Linked DNA regions of Mus musculus: all the other regions are linked to region 1. Evidence: chromatin contacts called from ENCODE Hi-C or POLR2A ChIA-PET data. All regions are on one chromosome and are shown on one strand. The core of a region is the stretch at or near the end of the contact, and the rest is flanking DNA. Distances in the headings are between cores, read along the strand shown.

The links. Hi-C counts contacts between places; a loop is a spot of excess contacts on that map. ChIA-PET counts read pairs that join two places held with the same protein, here RNA polymerase II (POLR2A).
Region 2: POLR2A ChIA-PET joins it to region 1 with 11 read pairs in Patski. The contact joins the promoter of Dnph1 here to the promoter of Abcc10 in region 1. A Hi-C loop is called at or near these places in 1 of 37 maps with a recorded cell type or tissue (v-Abl transformed pro-B cells). POLR2A ChIA-PET finds 5 or more read pairs at or near these places in 2 of 5 experiments (Patski and embryonic stem cell).
Region 3: POLR2A ChIA-PET joins it to region 1 with 12 read pairs in Patski. The contact joins the promoter of Gtpbp2 here to the promoter of Abcc10 in region 1. POLR2A ChIA-PET finds 5 or more read pairs at or near these places in 2 of 5 experiments (Patski and embryonic stem cell).

Annotation. Positions count from the first base shown.
Region 1 is chr17:46,325,805-46,329,942 of GRCm38, forward strand. Abcc10 (ATP-binding cassette, sub-family C (CFTR/MRP), member 10) reads right to left here and starts at 2,219. Exons shown (of 21, transcript NM_170680.2): 1 at 1,968-2,219. The coding sequence starts at 2,128.
Region 2 is chr17:46,494,364-46,498,501 of GRCm38, forward strand. It overlaps Dnph1 (2'-deoxynucleoside 5'-phosphate N-hydrolase 1), which reads left to right and starts at 2,426. Exons shown (of 4, transcript NM_207161.3): 1 at 2,426-2,609; 2 at 4,062-4,130. The coding sequence starts at 2,447.
Region 3 is chr17:46,159,244-46,163,381 of GRCm38, forward strand. It overlaps Gtpbp2 (GTP binding protein 2), which reads left to right and starts at 1,789. Exons shown (of 12, transcript NM_019581.3): 1 at 1,789-2,083. The coding sequence starts at 1,898.

The DNA of each region.
Region 1 (4,138 bases), core at 969-3,468:
CTTCTGAACTCCACAGGCATTTGTGGACACACACACACAATACACTTGAACAATGGAAACAGCCTTTAATCACAGCACTAGTGAGGCAGAAGCAAGTGGTCAGTTTGAACTCTGTGAGTTCAAGGTCAGCCTGGTCTACTTAGCAAGGTCTAGGCCAGCCAGTGCTATATAGTAAGATCCTGGGCGGGGAGGGGGGAACCCTCAAATATCTCAAATATAGGCTGGGTGTGGTGGAGTACACCTGTAACATCAGCAGTTGGGAGCTGGGTCAGGAGGGCCATAAACTCAAGCCAAATTTGGGCTATTTAATACCTCATCTCAACACCCTTCTCCCCTCAAAGAGAATCAAACACAGGGTCAGTCGTGACGGTACAGACTTGTCATCCCAGGACCAGGTAGGGTGGAGATGCAAAAGATTTCCAAGGCTACATAGCAAAGCTTTGTCTTACAAAAAAAAAAAAAATCAAAGAGAAAAAAGTTATAGCAGTGACTATCAGAATGCATTTCCAAGTTCACATAAAAGAAAACTGGGTTGGTAGAGATGTTCTTGCAGAGGATCTGAGGTCAGTTCCGAGCACCCATATGATAGCTCACTGTCCTCTGTAACACTAGTTCCAGGGCACCCAATGCCATCTTTTACCCGACATGCATGTAGCACATATGAATAATTGCTGTCGAACACTCTTATGCATAAAACTCTTCCAGTATTTTTAAAAAGAATGAAATTGGGGCTAGAGAGACAGCCGGGCAGTTAAGAGCACTGGCTGCTCTTACAGAGGACCAAGGGTTCAGTTCCCAGCACTCACATGGCAGCTCATGGCTGTCTGAAACTCCAATTCCAGGGGATCTGATGCCCTCCCCTCTGGCCTCCTCAGGCATTGCACCCAAGTGGTGCACAGTCATACAGTTGGGCAAAATCAATCAACCAACTGATCAAAAAAGCAGAGGGTGAGGCTGGAGCCATATTTCTTTAATCCCAGTACTTAGAAGGCAGGAGCAGGCAGATCTCCTTGAGTTCTAGGCCGGGCATACAGAATGACACCCTATTTCAACAACACAAAACAACTCAACTGAGTCTGTTAAGCTCTTTGCAGTCCTAAAAAATGTTTATCTATAAACTAGACACTTTAGTTCCTTTTGTTCCCTCTCATGTGGCCCAAGCTGAGATCCCTCTGCCTCTAGAAAAGCTTAGACTAGACCACCCCTTTTTTTTTTTTTTTTTTTTTTTGACAGGCGCTCTCTTATTAGCCCTGCCTGGCCTGGAACTCACTTTGTAGACCAGGCTGGCCTTGGACTCACAGGCATCCATCCACCTGCCTCTGTCTCCCAAGAGTTGGGATTAAAGGCTTCACATGCCTGACCTGAGCAGGCTTGCTGTGGGTGTCTGTACTAACCTCTTCTAGGCTTTTGCTTCATTCTGCAAAAGGGACAGAAGGACTTAACTTGGCCATCCAAGAACTAAATATAAAATCAAGGCGAGTGTAGCACCAACACCTCACAACACAAAGCCAAGTTAGTTCTAAGATTTTGATTTCGTTACTCTTCTTCCTACAGCTTCTCTCCAGCAGAGTCTACATGGGCTTTTAGCCTAGGGATAGCAGGGCTTGCTGGATGGAAGTGGCGTGCCACTGGCCCTATACAAGCATCCTTTTTTTTTTTTTTTTTTTTTTTTTTTGCTAAAACGTTTATCTAAGTTTGCCTCCAATTCATGGCAGCTCCACTAGGACATTTAAAACTCTGCAAGAGAGATGCATTGGCAACTTTAAGGATATGACAGGCGCCGCACTCGGTGTTTAAACGCCTTGTGTCATTGAACCCGCTCAAAACTGCGGAGACTCCGAGAAGGTAGGTGGCTTGCTCAACTGAGTGCGAACAGTCAGCTTTTATTCTGCTTCTGCCCTACAGAGACCTCGCAATCCCAGGGACATCTGGGAGCGATGTGAGTTGGTGCCTCGTTGCAGTCTCACCTTGGGGTGCCCAAGTGGCAGGCACTGAGGACGGCGAGGAGCGCGTGGGGAAGGGCGCTGAGCACCAGCTGGGTGAAGCAGTGGCCCGTCGTGTCCCCTTCCCACAGCGGGAGCGGCCGCGCCGCGTCCGTGCCACACAGCTGGGCCAGGAGCCCCTCCATAGACACCTCACCCGGGCGGAAGCCAAGAGTGACAAGGCTCGGGGACTGAGTCCCCCGCTGAATCCCCGCCCCCTAGGCGGGACCGCCCCTTGCTTCCGCTTCGAGCTAGAGCCCGCCCATTCTTGAGGTACTTCCGGGGCTGGAGAGGAAGTCGCTGTCCCCGGGGCAGGCCAGTTTCTAGATCCTGGTACTTACGTTCACCCTCCTGTCTCCCGCACTTGGAAACCTAAGCGCCTTTGAGCTGTTTTAATATCTCAAGTGTTTGTGGGTGAGAAAGGACGCGCTGCCAGGTCAGGGTGCTGCGCCACGATGCTAGGGCCCTCTAGAGGCAGGAAGACCTGTTAACGGGTGCTGTTCGCAGTTTTTGGTTATTTTCGCCCATGGGGGTAAGGATGCTCTAACGCGTGCCAGCCTCTGCGCGTGCGTACAGCTCTGCCTCGGGGAGCTGTCCCGGGAGCGCGATGGTGTTTGCGCACGTTTCTGTCTTTTGGCTTGCGCAGTGACCCACCCAGTCCTGTCCTTGTGCAAATTCATTAAGACCCTGGCACGTGGAGCGCTCGCTCTCGCTTACCTATTGCATACTAGTTGACAAATGCACAGCGTTTAAAGAGCTGGAAATCCAAACATGCCTGCCACGCTGAGGAATGCTTGAGGACAAAAGGCTATTCCTGTATCCTAAGGCTACAAGATCTTGAAAGTATCCAACTTACTTGAGCCTTGGTTTTTTGTTTTTTGTTTTTTTTTTTTTTGGCTTTTTTTTTTTTCGATTGAGATGATAATACCAACCCAAGTATTGTGAAATTTGTATAATTTAAAATGTTTATGTCAAGGCCTTAAAATGTTTATGTCTAAAGCTGTGGCTCAAAGATTAAGAAGAGTGCTTCCTGCTCTTGCACAGGACCTGGATTTGATTTCCAGCACCCGTGTAAGAAGGCTCCAGCTCCAGGGATCCAAGGCCTTCTTGGTCTCTGTAAGCACCTGCACACACATACATATAAACTTTAAAAAAAAAGTGTTCAGGTCACGTGCTTTGCTTAGTCATTCCTAAATATTTCAGAGTGATGGGAAGAACGGAAACTTTTGGTTATCCAGATAGATGTTGGTTCGGACCCTGACCCACCAATTTTAGCAGCGCGATGAGATTAGTTTCATTTTAGCTTTATGTTTGCAAGGTGTATATTGGTACTGACTTCATGAGAGTGTTCAGTGTTGTGGGAATAGTTTGGGTTTTTTTCCCCCCAAAATATTTGCCTTCAGAAACTGAAGACCTTGAAACCAAATTAAAGATTTGAGACATTTAAAATTATGTACCTGTCTTGTTTCCCTACTGTGTATTCAATCTGTTTAAATTTATTTAAAAATATTTCTAGAAGAAAGTCCTTATTCCTTTCACATGCCATGTTTTCTGATATATATATATCCCTTATTAATCATACACACAGTACACAGATAAATGACATATTAGACAACAGAGACAGAAGGTACAGGGAGAGAAATGAATTCAAAATCTTTTTTTTTGTTGTTTTTTGTTTTTCAAGACAGGGTTTCTCTGTGTAGCCCTGGCTGTCCTGGAACTCACTCTGTAGACCAGGCTAGCCTTGAACTCAGAAATTCGCCAGCCTCTGCTTCCCAAGTGCTGGGATTAAAGGCGTGCGCCACCACACCCGGCTGAGAATTCAAATTCTTATTCATGGCTTAAACCCCTCCAAGGGGAAGAACATTTTTCTTTATTGATGAGGCATGGATACACAATATCCACTCACATGAAGATCTCCCTGAAGAGAAGTACTTCCATAGGTAATTGTGAAGATTCCCCTTGGGTCTCAATAAAAAGCTCTACATTTATTTATTTATTTGGTTTTTTGAGACAGGGTTTCTCTGTGTAACCCTGGCTGTCCTGGAACTCACTCTGTAGACCAGGCTGGCCTCAAACTCAGAAATCTGCCTGCCTCTGCCTCCCAAGTGCTGGAATTAAAGGCGTGTGCCACCACACCCGGCCTACATTTATTT
Region 2 (4,138 bases), core at 1,176-3,675, 170 kb after region 1:
TTCTTGGCACAAGCAGTAGCACTGAGAGTGTTTGTACTATAATTATTATTTATTTGAAGTAATTTTTTGTAGACAAGTTATTATTATAGTTAAAGCAAAAACTTGGGACAGGGTCTGGGCCTGGGGTTCTAGCAAAGTAGGTAGAGTGCTTGCTTGGTATTCCTCAAGCCTCCATGCTTCTGTGTAGCTGTGAACACATTCGGAAGGATTTCATCAAGCAGGCTCGAGGACATTAGACCAGACATGGAAGTGGGCGATGTAAGGCTAGGAAGGGAACTAAAGGTAGCCTGAGGTAATGTGGCTGTGGACCTGCAATGTTCCGACTCTCTGAAGTCTTATTCAGTCATCCTTGGAGAAACTTTAACACAAGAATGGCTTTTTCTGCAGAATTTCACTTCACATACCTTAACAAAGTTTTCCTCTTAGTTCAGGTCTTTGACAATTTCATACCTACCTGTATTGCCTTCTGGTTACTCTCTTCCCCCTACTCTCTTTCATCTCCCTCTCTCCCCTCCCTGTTGGTAGGCTTTGTAACCCATTTAGTTTAACAGGGGCCATCTATGTGACCCTTGGGTTACAACAAATGGGTGGAGCTCAGTGCGGTGCCCAGTGGATGACGGCAGAAAGCATCCCCTTTTCTGTAACCTATCAATAGGAAATAGTTTAGCAGTGAGGATGAGGGTGGTGGCCTCTGTGCATGCATGCATGCATGCATCCAGGCGTGGCTGTGGAGAGTTTTGTTCTTCTGTAGACCCAGGGTGTCCATCCTAAGACCAGTGCTGGTGGCAGCGGCAATGGCCATGTCCTTGATAGAATAATGCATTTCACAGCTCTTCTGTAACTTGTGGGCCACTGGCCCCCCCTGGTTTTATCCTAACTAAGGTGGGGTCACTGAGGGGCTCTCCATCTCCTCAGAGTGGCTAGCAGACTGTGGTAGGAAGAGCTGGAATGGGGAGATCTGGGGAGGGGCAGGGCCAGAGCGGTGGCCATGGAAATGGTGGGGAGTCAGGCTCTAGAAAGTGTAACCGTCTTGCCCGATTCCATATCTCTGTACCCATCAATTAGAGCATTCCTTAGCCCTCGTCAGAAGAGCTTCTTTTTGCAGATTAATAGGGTCTCTCGGAGACTGTAGAGTGTTTGAATGTAAATGGGCCATCTCCATGGAAGAGTGGGTTGAAAGACAGAGGGACTGCCATGAAAACATTGTTTCTGGACATGACAGTGGGGTTACACACATAACTCATAGAAGCTATGACTGCCCGTGCACGATCAGGCTGGTCCAAACCCTACCCTGTGTGGAGAAGGGCCCCATGCCAATAGCTGAAGCGTTGCTGACAGCTAACAGCTGGTGAGGCAGGCACGACCCTGAGAGGCTGCCTGTACTTGTTCCAGTAGATGGTTCCACACCGGTGCACACATAGGTAGCACTAATGGGCTCAGTGGGTAGGGAGGGAAGCTGTAGAGATGGTTCAGTGGTTAACAGCACTGGCCACTCTCCAGAGGACCCAGGTTGGATTGTCAGCACCTGCATGGTGGCTCACTGTGTCTGTAACTCCAGTTTCAGGTTAGCTCATTGTGCTCTTTTGGCTTCTTGGGGCATCAGGCATGCACATGATGTAGAGATATAAACTCAGGCAAACCACCTGTCTTAGTTAGGCTTTTACTGCTGTGCACAGACACCATGACCAAGGCAAGTCTTATAAAAAACAACATTTAATTGGGTCTGGCTTACAGGTTCAGAGGTTCAGTCCATTATCATCAAGGTGAGAGCATGGCAGTATCCAGGCAGGCATGGCACAGGCATTGCTGAGAGTTCTACATCTTCATCCAAAGGCTGCTAGTGGAAGACTGAGTTCCAGGCAACTAGGGTGAGGATCTTATGCCCACACCCACAGTGACACACCTATTCCAACCAGGTCACACCTATTTGAACAAGGCCACACCTCCAAATGGTGCCACTCCCTGGCCCAAGGATAAACAAACCATCACAACACCTATACACATAAAATAATAAAATAATCAAAGATAATAATTATTTTAAATAATAAATAAAAATGAAGTTGGTGTAGGGGATAGAAGATGGATTGGAGGGGAGAGAGAGACTGGGTTAGATTTGATTAAAACACTACATACATGTATGAATAATAAAATATTTTTAAAATAAGTTAACAATCTTTTTTAAATTTTGGAAAGATTAATGAGAGCCAATCACAGTTGCCTATGGATCCCGTACAGAGTTTGAGAGCACTGAGATCCGTACAGAACTACTTGAATAGCTAGGAGCTGGGGAGGGGCAGGTCACGGGGAGGAGTCAGAACTAATGAGCGGGTTGGCTCGGGAAGAGCCTATCCGGGAAGAGAGCGAGCTTGAAGAAGGTCCCCTTACCTCTGGGAGTCGCTTTCCCAGGTCACGTGGTAGCGGCGGCAGCGGTTGCCCGCGCGCGGCGATGGCGGCATCCGGGGAGCTGGTTCCATGCTCTGTGTACTTCTGCGGGAGCATCCGCGGCGGGCGGGAAGACCAAGCTCTGTATTCGCGGATCGTATCCCGGCTGCGGCGCTATGGGAAGGTGCTCACTGAGCACGTGGCTGATGCTGAGTTGGAGCCGCGTGGTGAGGCGACGCGGGCTGGAGACTCGCAGGCTGGGGACCTGTAGGCTAAGGGGACCGGCTGACTAGGGACTTGCCGGATAGGAGACCCACTGGCTAGTAGACATTCAACCTGGGGAACCCGCAGCTCATGTGACCCGCAGGCTAGACCGGAGGCTAGGGGATCTGCAGACTAGGACCTCGTAATGGTTAGGGGACCGGCTGGCTATGGAAGGTCCTGGATTATATGTGTACGTTCCATGCGCAGGTCAAGTGTCCCTGTCCAGCACACTGGAAGCAAGTGACAGCCCAGACCCAGCTTTGGGCTAGCAAGGCTTTGATAAGCTGGTCTGGATAAGCACTCCTCCAGTAGGAAAGTTGTACCTAGAACTCTTGTATTTCTGCTCCAAAAACTTTTAAGTAGATCTCCCTTGCCCCATGCAAGAACAAACTCCTAAGCTGTGGACTCTAAAGCAATTCTGGGAGAATCTTTTAAAAGACAAAGAATCAATCGTAGGCAAAAAATGCCAGGGGATTGGAAAGAACCTGTTTGTGCTTATGCTTGGCTAGCGCATGGTGTGTTTTGTTGATAGTTCTCCACCTTCAGCGCCAATGTCAGCACTCTGGAGGCAGAGGGTAGGATGAGTTCCAGGCCAACCTGGGCTACAGAGTTAACCCCTGTCTCAAAGAAATGAGACAAAACAGTCTACAGAGTGTGATAGCCTGGAGAAAACCTTTGAATCTGGGTTTTCTCCCCTAGTCACTTTTCTTGCTTTTTCTTTTTCTTTTCTTTATTTTGGAAACAGGCTGTCATAAACGCACAGTGACGTCAGACTTGTAGCCAAGGATGGCCTTAGAACTCGCCATCCTCCTGCCTTCACCGCCCAAGTGCTAGAACTACAGGCACCTGCTGCTACACACAACTTGTTAGTTTGTTTTTTGAGACAGGGTCTCTCTACATATCCCTGGCCATCATGGTACTTACAGTGTAGACCAGGCTGTGTTGGAACTCACAGATTTCCCCAGCCTCTGCTCCCGGGGCTGGGATTAGTGCTATGAGCCATGATCCTCAGGCTCACAAAAGAAGTTTTAGACAGTGTGGTTCTGCTCTGCCACCTGCAGAGCCTTACCGTCCTAAACAGCAGAGTTGATTCAAACTGGAAACTGTGATCCTGGCTCTCTGACCCCAGACACGCCCCTTGGATTCCGGGTGAGTCAGACCTTTTCCCCACACGCACCCAGCCCCACCCACACGTGCCTCCGTGAACAGGATTGCATTTTTCTTGTGGCTGTTTTGTTCTTCATCCCTTTAACAGACTCCTCTCCTGAACTGGCTTTTGAAGGTGCTGGGGCAAGGGTTCCCTCTCTCTGCCCCTCTCTGAGCAGGGTAGATTTGAGAAGCAGCGAGAACATAGAAGTTACTAGGTACTGAGTTGGGGTAGGGACCATCTCTGACCAGCTTGCCCTCAACCACAGGGGAAGAGGCTGCTGGGGGCGACCAGTTCATCCATGAGCGGGACCTGGCCTGGCTCCGGCAGGCCGATGGTGAGTGA
Region 3 (4,138 bases), core at 539-3,038, 170 kb before region 1:
CTAGGAAACTGGCCACTTATACCACCTCCACTCCCCAGGACCCTGGTCTCCCAGCAGGCATCCTGTGGCCTCTCTCCTCTGCCAGCCCTCACTTCTCTCTGTAGGTAGGCCAGGCTGTTCAAGAATGGGTTATATCATGCCCCACCCTTTCTTAAAGGAAGGTATCCATTAAGGAGAATTGGCTGGGATGGAATTGTGTGTTAAAGGGTGACTGCTGGAAGATCCGTGGATATTTAAAAAATAGTTATCAGTTGAGTGCAGTGGTTTCTGGCTGGTGAGAGAACCCGGCCTGTTTGTGGTGATAATGTGTGGGTGGGGTGGGGATGTCTCTTCCTTTCTATTCCCATCCTTTGAGATGTCTCACTGAATTCTCTAGTCTCCATCTCTAAAAACTTTTTTTTCCTGGCAATCCTGGTCTTAAGCATACAGGATAGCATACAGAAAAGACACCTACTTTCCTTTACTGAAGACCCAGGTAAATGGCTGATCTGCAAGGCTTTTCAACTTTTGGTTCTTTTGGTATATAGCTGGTGTGGAAACTATCCAATGTGGACAGCGACTGCATGCTCAATAGACTCGTCTCCTTCGATGTGGAACTGTGCAGAAGTTATGGACTCAACCAGGTCTGAACTCCTTCAGAGTACACCAGAGGTAAGTGCTCCTACCGTACCGTGGAGAACTTTCAAACTCTGTTCTATTTCTTGGCTATGTGTGAACACCTGGTTGTTTGTGAAGAGAGGGGAATGGACGTACTGTGAGTCATGAGATAGCCACGGCGCTGGAATTTGAACCCTGGCGTCCTGACTCTGTGCCCAGCAATTCTGCTTCTCCATTCTGAGCCTTTGGTGCCCCGTATACTGGTTTATGTCGCTCTGAGAGTTCTGAAGGACAGGAGAGACAGCTTGGCTAGAAAGACAAATCAGCAATCCCCTGGCGTCCTAGGACAAGTTCTATTCCTGGCTACTTTCCCCGCCCCCTGGTGGTTGACGTAACTGGAACCCCAGCTCCGCCCCAAGTAGGGGCCAGGCCCCTCCTCCGGACAAGTTTTAAACCAAATTCTGTTTTCCGGGATTGGCTAAACTTCAAAACAAAGGGGAGGAGAGATACTTGCAGTAGGCACCCTCCAAACCTTAGGCAGCTGGCTGCTTTATGGGTCCTGGACACGTGTCTGGCCACTGCGGTGCCTGGGGCTGCTAAAACCAACCCCCGGATTGTGCCACCCAAGTAATAAAACAGTGACTATATTGCAAGGGTGGCATAATCATCGTCACAATAACAGCTCTAATTATGCTATAACTACCATCTGCCTCCGCCCTAGCTTTTGCCCTGACTCACTCGACAGCACTCCAGCCGTCAGGAAAGAAACTGAGGCAGAGGTGGAGCCAGCAGGCTGTCAGATCCAACCTCCCCGATTTTTAACTTGTTGTCTGGGGTCAGCGCCGAAAGGTCAAACCCAGTTCAATTCTGATATAAGCCCTTCACCTCCGGTTACTGTCCCTAATCTCAGGCCACAAAGCCTTCCTACTGCCCCTAGAAGAGAAGCCGCTGGCAGTACGGGAAACTGGGTGCCGACTACAACTCCCCTTAGTCTTTGCGCTCAAGGCGCGCTTGCTGCCCTCGCCCCCGAAGCCACCTGTGACTCTCGCATAGCGATGCCTCTTGGGAATTGTAGTTCGAACTCGCATTCTTTAGCACTAAATCTCATAGCTGCGGACTCAGTATCCCTTGATGCCCTGCGGCTTTTTCTGACGCGACTAGGAGGACAGGGAAGGCAGGGGCGTGGCCTACAGTGGGCCACACCCCGCTCTCCTCCGGCTGGCCCGACTCGGCGGTGGCAGTAGGGGCGGCGGCAGTGGCGGGGGGGAGGGGTCGGGCGGGGGGCTGGTGGCAGCGGCGGATGGACTCGCGGGTATCGGAGCTGTTCGGCGGCTGCTGCCGGCCCGGAGGAGGCCCGGCCATGGGTGGAAACCTCAAAGCTCGGGGGGCCGGCGGTAGCAGCAGTTGCGGGGGCCCAAAGGGGAAGAAGAAGAACGGAAGGAACAGAGGAGGTAAAGCCAACAACCCTCCGTACCTGCCCCCAGAGGTGAGCACCTGAAAAGTGGCGGAGCCATGGGGAACTACTCTTCCGGTCCCCGAGACTCCAAGGAGGCGGGAGAGAGAAAATCAATCCCCCTTTCCGGTGTCAAGACCCAAGGGAGGAAGGACCGGGGAAGAGAACCCCTCCTCCTGTTCCAAGACCCCTACAAAGCGGGATCGTCAAGACTGGACGATCCTTTTCAGTGTCAGGACCTCGGGAAGGGACTGCCCCTTTCACCTCCATAACCTTTGGATTAGTGGGAACCGGGGATCCTTTCCTCTTGAGAAGAGCAGAGGATGTCTGAACCCCTACTTACTCTGGGAGTGGGGAAGGAACACTGTACTGGGAAAAGAGGGCAGGCAGAGTAACCAACGTTTTTCTAAACTTAATCCACAGGGAGAAGGGGAGTAGCCGGGACAAGAGCAATGTGTTCCTTCCCTATTCTTCAGTACCCACACACATTAAACCAGAGAACAGTTAGACGTAGCCCTCTGCCCTTTCCTTGTCCTGTGGGGCTGTGGACACAGAGAAGAGTCCGCACGAACCCGCTCTGGGAGTCCTCAAGGCAGAGAAGACTACTTTCCTTCCTCTTAAAATAGGAGAACCCAGTCGGGAGCTAGTGGGCTCGCCTTTAAGTCCCATCACTCTGGAGAGATGGCTCAGCGATTAAGAGCACTGTCTGTTCTTCCAAAGGACCCCCAGTTCAGTTCCCAGCACCCACATAGCTGCTCACAACGGTCTGCAACTCCAGTTCCAGGAAGTCTGATGCCCTCACACACATACATGCAGACAGAACACCAATGCACGTAAAATAAAAATAATGTAAAAAAAAAAAAAATCCCATCACTTGGGAGTCAGAGGCAGGGGGATCTCTGAGTTCAAGGCCAGCCTGGTCTACAGAGCAAGTTACAGGATAGCCATGGCTCCACAAAGAAACCTTGTTTTGAAAAACAAAGATGGGAGAACCCAAGGTGGGAAGAGCTTCAATGGGTGATTATGACTTTTAAGTGTGCACCAGAGTGATTCAGGTTGCTGTTCCTGCTCATAGAATTCTGATTCAGTGGGTGAGAGACGGGCCTGATTGTTTGGCATTTCTTACAAGCTAATGTTGTGGTCTTAGCACCACAATGGTCTTTGAGAACCATTGGCCAAGATTATCTTTCTACCATCTTTATAGTCAGCTATCCTAATTATTCACCTTCAGCAGAAGAGTAGAAAGGTTTCTTTGTTGATGGGAAAAGAGCTCCTACGCATTCCATGGTGTGGTTGACAGTATGGATAAAGACACCTCTAAGGACTTTAAAGACAGCATGATGACCAAGAGGGAAAGAGAAAAATAAAATGGCCAGAGAGGAGGAGCGCAGAAATGCAGGCAGACCAGGCAGACGGTATATAAGTCAAGCTCATACATAACCTTTTGTCCAGGGGGTGGAGGGTGGAGGGTGGCGCGGGGCAGGTGTGTGTGGCACACAGCCCAAAAGGTGGCTGTTGCTCGAAGAGGTTATGTGATGGTTTCCTGGTTTCACCTCACTGAGGCATGAAAAGGGCATAAAAAGCCACAGTGAGTTCACTTTATGGAGTCTGCCCCTAAGCTTTCCTGGTTTGTTTGGGTAAGTCCCAACTTCGGACTTCTGTTCCTCTCTTACCTGGGCCTCTTATCTCGGGGGCGTTTGTAGTGACCAGTGCTGAGTTCATACTTTGGCTCCGTTCCAGAGCCTGTAGCCTCTTACACTTGATGGCATCAGCTGAGAGGGAGGGGCCAGAAGGAAGTAGTGTCTACCAGATGGATGTCAAAAAGAAAGGCTTCAATATCCTGAACACAGAAAAAGAAACCAAAACCAAATACCCGAGCCCGCGCAGCAGTTGGAGGCTGTGGCGGGTGGGGGCAGAGAGGTGAGCTTGTGTCTAGGAAGATCAGTGCTGAAGACTTGGTGCTCTGATCTTAGATAAACGGGTGGTTTGCTGTGTCCTTACAGGCCTTTCCTCAGAGGCCACATGGAAGCTTAGCATCTGTCTTCCACTGCTTCTTGGCGGATGCCAGCACTGGCAGGTGCCAGTTGG